3 separate regions of the Homo sapiens genome follow, and regions 2 and 3 are each linked to region 1. Evidence: read pairs that join two places in POLR2A ChIA-PET (ENCODE). Cell type or tissue: PC-9. All regions are shown on one strand.

Region 1 (2,500 bases):
CACCGACAGCAAGCAAGGCACAGGGAAAGGCACGGGAGGAGGGGCTCCGGGTGTGGGAAGATGGCCAAACACACGGTCCTCACACCAAGTAGTAAGTAGTCCTCACTACACAGAATCTGGTAGAGAAGTTGGAAAGTGAGTTCTTCCCAGCAACGACTAACGTTCTAACCATCACATCTCAACAAGTATTTAATGAGGTAGAAAATGCTCGCGGCAAAACTGTGGATACAATATGCTTTGAATAAGAAAATATTGGTCTCCTTCCATGACACACATGCTCCAGAAGCCCAGATGTCAGCCACAGCACTGCCCTCTCTGCTTGGAACTAACCCTTCACGAAGCCCTGGAGATGATGGTGTCCTCATGGTCCCTGACTCTGTCTGCTTCTTCGTGTCTCCCACTGCCATTTGAGGCTGAGTCACCGTCTCTCATCACTACAGCCCCCTCACTGCCCACCTGTGTCCACTCCTGCCTCTTCCACATGGCAGCCTCCTGGATCTTCCACGAAAGCAAATCTGATTTTTATGCCACGTCTCCCCACAGTGGCTTCTATTGTTCTTAAAGTTAAAACATCTTAAAGTGGACTGTGAAGCCCTGCACAACCTGGTGTCTCCCTGCCACCTGGACCCTGACCCCCTCTTTTTTTTTTTTTTTTTTTTGAGATGGAGTCTCCCTCTTCCGCCCAGGCTGGAGTGCAGTGGCACAATCTGGGCTCACAGCAACCTCCGCCTCCCAGGTTCGAGCAATTCTCCTGCCTCAGCCTCCCGAGTAGCTGGGATTACAGGTGCCCACCACCAGGCCTGACTAACTTTGTACTTTTAGTAGACACGGGGTTTCACCATGTTAGCCAGGCTGGTCTTGAACTCCTCACCTCAAGTGATCCACCCACCTCGGCCTCCCAAAATGCTGGGATTACAGGCATGAGCCACCCCGCCCGGCTGACCCTGACCCTCTTTACTCCAGCCACGCTGCTCTTCTTCCATCCCCCCATACTCACGGGGTCCCTCCTCTCGTAGGGCCTTTGTACATTCGACTCCCGCCAGCAAATCCCGTTCTTCCCCTCTTCACCTGGCTGTTGCTGACTCATCCTTTAAGTATCAAACTGCTTGTCATTCTCCTGGGAAAAATGTCCTCCACCCCTCTGTCTACATTAAATTTTCCACTTACGTGCAACTAGAGCTTCATGTGCATCTTCTTTATAGCCCTAAAGATGCTTTAACTTTAATTTTGTGTGCAGTTATTTGATTAATGTCCAGTTCTCCTATTAGACTGTGAACTCGTGAGAACAGGACAAATGACTGTGTGGTACAGTAGTGACTCTCAAGTATATTTTGACAGAATGAAGGATGATCTCATGCTTGGCCCCTAGTAGGTGTTCATTAAAGTAGCTGGATGAATATGGGAAGAAGAGAAGCAATAGTAATTAAGAAAGCTGGGTCCCAGCACTTTGGGGGCCAAGGTGGGTGGATCACCTGAGATCAGGAGTTCGAGACCAGCCTGGCCAACATGGTGAAATGCTGTCTCTACTAAAAATACAAAAATTAGCCAGGCATGGTGGTGGGCACCTGTAATCCAAGCTACACAGGAGGCTGAGGCAGGAGAATCACTTAAACCCAGGAGGCGGAAGTTGTAGTGAGTCAAGATCATGCTACTGCACTCTAGCCTGGGTGACAACGTGAGACTTCGTCTCAAAGAAAAAAATAAATTAGCCAGGTATGGTGGTGCATGCCTGTAGTCCCAGCTACTCAGGAGGCTGAGGGACAAGAATCGCTTGAACTTGGGAGGTGGAGGTTGCAGTGAGCTGAGATCATGCCACTGAACTCCAGTCTGGGTGACAGATTGAGACTTGGTCTCAAAACAGCAACAAGAAGAAAGCTGGGTCCTAGTCCCTGATGCTCTGCTGACTTGCTCAGTGGCCTGTCCTTCTCCAAGCATCAGGGCCTCCTACCCAGCATGCAGGGGTGAGCCACTCTGCTGCCCACCAGGGGTCTGAAGGACCTGAAGTTGAATCCTAGCTCCCACTGTCTGGATGTATGATTTTGAGCCTATTTTACTTCTGTGAAAAATTCTTATGTTTAAAGTCTCTCCAAGTCCTAAAAGTTGAGAAATCTGTGAGGGCCTGCACTATACCAGTAGCAGCAAGAATGGAGAGGAGATGGATAAAAGAGAGATTTCACATTAAGTGATGAAGTAAACCAGTGGTTCTTAAAGCAGGATCCCAGACCAGCAGCATGAACATCACCTGGGAACTTGCTGGAAATGTGAAGTCCACAGCCCCACCCCAGATCTACCGAGTTAGAAACTATGAGGATGGGTCCCAGGGGAAAAAAAAAAAATTAGCCGGGCATGGTGGTGTGCACCTGTAGTCCCAGCTACTTGGGAGGCTGAGGTAGGGGAATTACATGAACCTGGGAGGTGGAGGTTGCAGTGAGCCGAGATCAGCCTGGCGACAGATCGAGAATCTGTCTCAAAAAAAAAAAAAAAAAAACCCCTCCAGTAG
Region 2 (2,500 bases), 890 kb before region 1:
TTAAATCCTCCAGAGAACAGAAGATCTATGGAGGTAGTGGTCTTGGTTCTTATTCACTACTCTGTGCACTTACATAGTAATTGCACCAGTAATTACACTAGCACATGGCAGGCATGCCAACATATGTTGAATGAAGTTATGAATGAATGAATGCTTAACACCATTCTACACACACTGTAGATATTCAAATACTAGTTGGAAGAGACGAAAGCCTAAACAAGACTTATACCAACTCCCACTACTGACTTAACTCACAAGTCTTCTTGCGTTAAGGAAAAAATATAAAATATAAACAAATTGAACAGTTCCCCATGTCAGCTTTATTCATAGCAGCACTATCCCTAGTTATCTCTTTATCTTCTGTAGAGTGAATTCATGAAAAGGCACTTAAGTGGATGAAAAACAGATAGCTGTTTCCTGGAAACAGGGCCTCACAGAAGGGCATAATTATGAACAGTTCTTAAAAGAGATCACTCAGCTGGCAAGTACTTACCCAGGTCTATTGTAAACACTGTCACAAGCCCTAAGGATGAGTTGGGCAAGGCCTAAAAATCAGACCTAGGGAATGAATGTCTATAGGGCTTGTATTTACTCATTCCACTCTCAGTCAGATTCACCCCCTATATACCCTTGGCTCAGGTGAAGAGCAGAGAAGTCCAAAGGGGAATGAAACCTCGCATCCCTCCCTTGTCTGCGACTATAGAATCAACCCCCTCAACCCAAGAAAGATGGCTAAGAGTAGAAAAGTCTACAAGCTCTTTGCAGGTGATATACTGACTGCGGCAGAAGACACCCAATAGCTGGGTGGAGTCTTGATCTCCAACCGATTCTGTGACCTACGAATCAGTCACATCACCTCCCAGAGTCTCAGTACTCCCATCTAGAAATGGGGATTAATACTTCCTATACAACCTTTCTCAAAGGCCTGACCTAAGGATAATACCATACCAAATGTGAATATTTATTGTCATCTATAAAGCATTGTGCAAAGATAAATTAGTATTGATCGCAAATAACAGTAGTTTCTAATAATAAAGAATTCCTACGACTTGCGTTCCAGATTAACCATCCAAGTGGAGGCACTTGGAGGATGACTGATAAGCACACTAAACGCCATAATGAGAAAGATAACGTGTGCCCACTGTGCATTCTGAAAAGCCCTGAGTATGGGCATGCCAGAGGTCCGGAAGTACCCTCACATGCCTGTGAAGAAACACCGGGGTCCACAAGGAAGGGAACATCCCTATGAGTCATGAGTTGCAGTTTGCTGTTCCCAGTCAACAAGCTACAGCAATCACTATGGACATTTCTTATATTGCCCTAGGATAGGTCTTAAGGAATGTAGAAAAACTTGCCCTACATCCCTCTGCCACATAAGGAGATAAGATCAAAATTTTCTGGACTCCAGAAAATGATAAAGTATAACTCAATGGATTTTTAAAAATCATAAAGAGACAAGGTTAGAAAGTGCTAATTTCTCAGAGACTGCAATAAAAAGCTTCACTGGGAAGAGCTCTTTTAAAGAGTGACTCAAGTCACATCACACTTAGTGAGCACCTACTATGTGCATGACCCCCTGGGTGCTGCAAAGATAAATAAGCCAGGTATTCTTTAAAGCATGGGAAAGAACAGGCTAAGGGCCACAAAAGGGACCAGGTATTAGGAGGAAACACAGGAAAGGTAAATTTTCTTCTTTTTTTTTTTTTTTTTGAGACAGAGTCTCCCTCTGTCGCCCAGGCTGGAGTACAGTGACGCGATCTAGGCTCACTGCAAGCTCCGCCTCCTGGGTTCACGCCATTCTCCTGCCTCAGCCTCCCAAGTAGCTGAGACTACAGCAGCTGGGATGACAGACGCCCACCACCACGCCCAGCTAATGTTTCGTATTTTTTTTTTAGTAGAGACGAGGTTTCACCGTGTTGGCCAGGATGGTCTCGATCTCCTGACCTCGTGATCCGCCCTCCTCGGCCTCCCAAAGTGCTGGGATTACAGGCATGAGCCACCACGCCGGGCCAAATTTTCTTCTTCTCAAAGACATATAGGAAGGCTTCATGAGTCAAGTGGCATTTGAGCTGGGAGAAAAAAATAAAGCGGACATAAGGTGTCAGAAGGTCATCTGTAGAACCTGGGACATTTAATTGTTTCTGTGACATGGATCCTCTCGACAGACTGTAGAAGCCTATAGATCCCTGCAGAGAATAGCATATTTAAGTGAATATGATAACATCACACAGGATTTCCAAGAAAATCAGTATTAAAATACAAAATGCGGCCGGGCACGGTGGCTCACGCCTGTAATCCCAGCACTTTGGGAGGCCAAGGCAGGCAGATCACGAGGTCGGGAGATCGAGACCATCCTGGCCAACACAGTGAAACCCAGTCTCTACTAAAAATACAAAAAAATTAGCCAAGCATGGTGGCGGGCGCCTGTAGTCCCAGCTACTCGGGAGGCTGAGGCAGGAGAATGGTGTGAACCCGGGAGGCGGAGCTTGCAGTGAGCCGA
Region 3 (2,500 bases), 320 kb after region 1:
CTGTGATGTCCAGTGCCGAGGGCCTATGCTTTGAAAATCAATATTCTAGTCTTAGGCCAAAACTCTCCTCCCTGCTTCCCCAGCCACTCCTTGAGCTTTCTTCTTCCTCATGGCCCTCTCGGCCATCTGGACAGGCTTCTTCCTGGATACAAGTCACATGAATGTCACTGACCTGTGACTTTGTCTTTGTTTCCTGAGTGCATCACACAGTACATGGCCTACGGCAGGCATTCAGAAAATATTGATTTCATGAATGAATAGGTGAATGAATGAGTGAGCAAATGAATGAATTTATATCACATAGAATAATTAACTTCCCTTTTAGTATCTCCCTAATCCTTCCAACTCTAACTTGAGGAAGCTATGACTTGCTTTCAAGATCATTTTCCAGGCCTGGCGCGGTGGCTCACGCCTGTAATCCCAGCACTTTGGGAGGCTGAGGCAGGTGGATCACCTGAAGTCAGGAGTTCAAGACCAGCCTTGCCAACATGGTGAAACCCTGTCTCTACTTAAAATACAAAAATTTGGCAGGCTTGGTGGCCGGCGCCTGTAATCCCAGCTACTTGGGAGGCTGAGGCAGGAGAATTGCTTGGACCCACAAGGCGGAGGTTGCAGTGAGCTGAGATCACACCACTGCACTCCAGCCTGGGCAACAAGAGCAAAACTCTGTCTGAAAAATGAATAAATAAATAAATAATAGGATTATTTTGCATCCATTCTATTGTTTTGTGGGAATCTTTCACAGTCATTGCCTGGGAATCCAGTGATGAAAAGTGGCCCACAAATACAATCTAATGGAGGCCCTCAGGTTATTCACTAAAGCTCAGAGAAGATCATTTTCCAATCAGAGACATCCACAAGTGGAATGGTGCTAGAATCTTCCCTCCCCTGCAGGAAAGCCCTGGTCAGCCAGGTCAGATGTGGGCAGATGGTTTGCTCTTCTCCACCGAGTACTGAGTGAAGCCTTGGGCTGGAAATCCAGGTAGGGAGGTTAAGGACAAATTTGGAATTAAAACACAATAAGCCCCTTCATTCCTTCCCCATTCACATCCTCCATTCTTAAGGCTGGGAAAAAAAAAAAAAAAAAAGACCCCTTACTTCCTCATGCAAGACTGCCCCCAGGCTTAATCAGAGCCTTAACTGCTGTCTTTGGCTGTGTTGTAAGCACAGTGACAATGATCAGGTTAGGTGTTTAGAACAGTATGATGTCAGTCGGGCTTGTGATGAAAGAGTCGCTGACAGACAGTGCAAGCCAACACCATGAGAACAGCTCAGGCTATGAGGTCATTCAGTCCAACAGGTAGGCAGGTTTGTTTTCTTAGCCCTGACATTCGATGCCCTGCCGGTTATTGAATAACCAGAAATGAGGCGACTCCTACAAATTCCTGGATCTCCATGGGGATGGAGAAGGAGGGGCTGTGCTTCGTCTGCCAAACTGTGGGTTTGATTAAGGGCACCGGAGGAGAAGCCAGAACTGGAAACCTGTCTCTAGGAAGATGGGTAGATGAAAGAAAATGCAAGAAAGATATTCAGGGGCAAGTGGGATCATTTCTGCAGAGGTGAAAAATGATTCTGCATCCCATTTAATCCAATCATGCCCTGCTCCTAGAGAGGAAAGTGAAACACCCTCAGACTGAACACGTGGTCAAACTCAGATGAATGAAGCAGCCAGTTCACAGCAAATTTACTTTTCAAAAGACTGGGAAAGAAGGGAATTGGGGGAACTTTTTTTCTGTTTGTTGAGGAGGGAGATTATTTATTAACTTGTTTATTTTACTACCCAATATATACCACACATAGGACCCCATGTGCAAAGATTTCACAGCTTTAAGAACATGAAATATTTTAATGAAAGACTGTAGTTAACATTTCAAAAATGTAAGTTCAAGCCAAGCCTACTTTCCTTTGAACATTTCATAGAAGTTAAAGGAAACGGGGGTTGTAGGTTTTTTTTTTTTTTTTTTTACGTATTTATTTATTTAGAAACAGAGTCTCACCTTGTCATCCAGGCTGGAGTGCAGTGGTGCCATCTCAGCTCACTGCAGCCTCGACCTCCCAGGCTCAAGCGATCCTCCTGCCTCAGCCCCCCAAGTAGCCGGGACTGTAAGTGTGCACCGGTACACCTGGCTAATTTTTTGTATTTTTCATAGAGACAGGGTTTCGCCGTGTTGCTCATGCTGATCTCCAACTCCTGAGCTCAAGCAATCCGCTCACCTCGGCCTCCCAAAGTGCTGGGATTACAGGTGTGAGGCACTGCACCCAACCTTTAGATTTTGTTTTTAAGCATAATATTGGAGGTGGAGTGATCTATTAGTTTCCCGGGGGGGCTGCCATAACAAAGTACCGTAAATTTGGTGGCTTAAAAGACCAAGAATGGGCCAGGCACGGTGGCTCAGGCCTGTAATCCCAGCACTTTGGGAGGCCGAGGTGGGTGGATCATCTCAGGTCGAGAGTTCGAGAACAACCTGGCCAGCATAGAGAAAACTCGTCTTTACTAAAA

The links. ChIA-PET counts read pairs that join two places held together with the same protein. Peaks named below come from ENCODE experiments on the same cell type or tissue, not always from the same donor. Only the 100,000 strongest peaks of a DNase experiment are listed, where the experiment ranks them.
Region 2: POLR2A ChIA-PET joins it to region 1 with 5 read pairs; 1 of 35 experiments calls an interaction of 5 or more read pairs at or near these places.
Region 3: POLR2A ChIA-PET joins it to region 1 with 6 read pairs; 2 of 35 experiments call an interaction of 5 or more read pairs at or near these places.

Annotation. Positions count from the first base shown.
Region 1 is chr3:193,795,220-193,797,719 of GRCh38, forward strand. No RefSeq gene overlaps it. Among named protein-coding and RNA genes, the nearest start is that of LINC02038, 48 kb to the right of the region's middle. RefSeq lists an enhancer at 389-890. In PC-9, no CTCF peak of the experiment used is centred here; a DNase peak (open chromatin) is centred at 1,092.
Region 2 is chr3:192,906,707-192,909,206 of GRCh38, forward strand. The region is part of intron 1 of MB21D2 (Mab-21 domain containing 2); the gene reads right to left. Among named protein-coding and RNA genes, the nearest start is that of MB21D2, 9.9 kb to the right of the region's middle. In PC-9, no CTCF peak of the experiment used is centred here; DNase peaks (open chromatin) are centred at 525 and 1,315; H3K4me3 peaks cover 955 bases; H3K27ac peaks cover 2,456 bases.
Region 3 is chr3:194,111,396-194,113,895 of GRCh38, forward strand. All of the region lies in intron 5 of LOC102724877, which reads left to right. Among named protein-coding and RNA genes, the nearest start is that of HES1, 24 kb to the right of the region's middle. In PC-9, no CTCF peak of the experiment used is centred here; a DNase peak (open chromatin) is centred at 1,296; H3K4me3 peaks cover 398 bases; H3K27ac peaks cover 1,125 bases.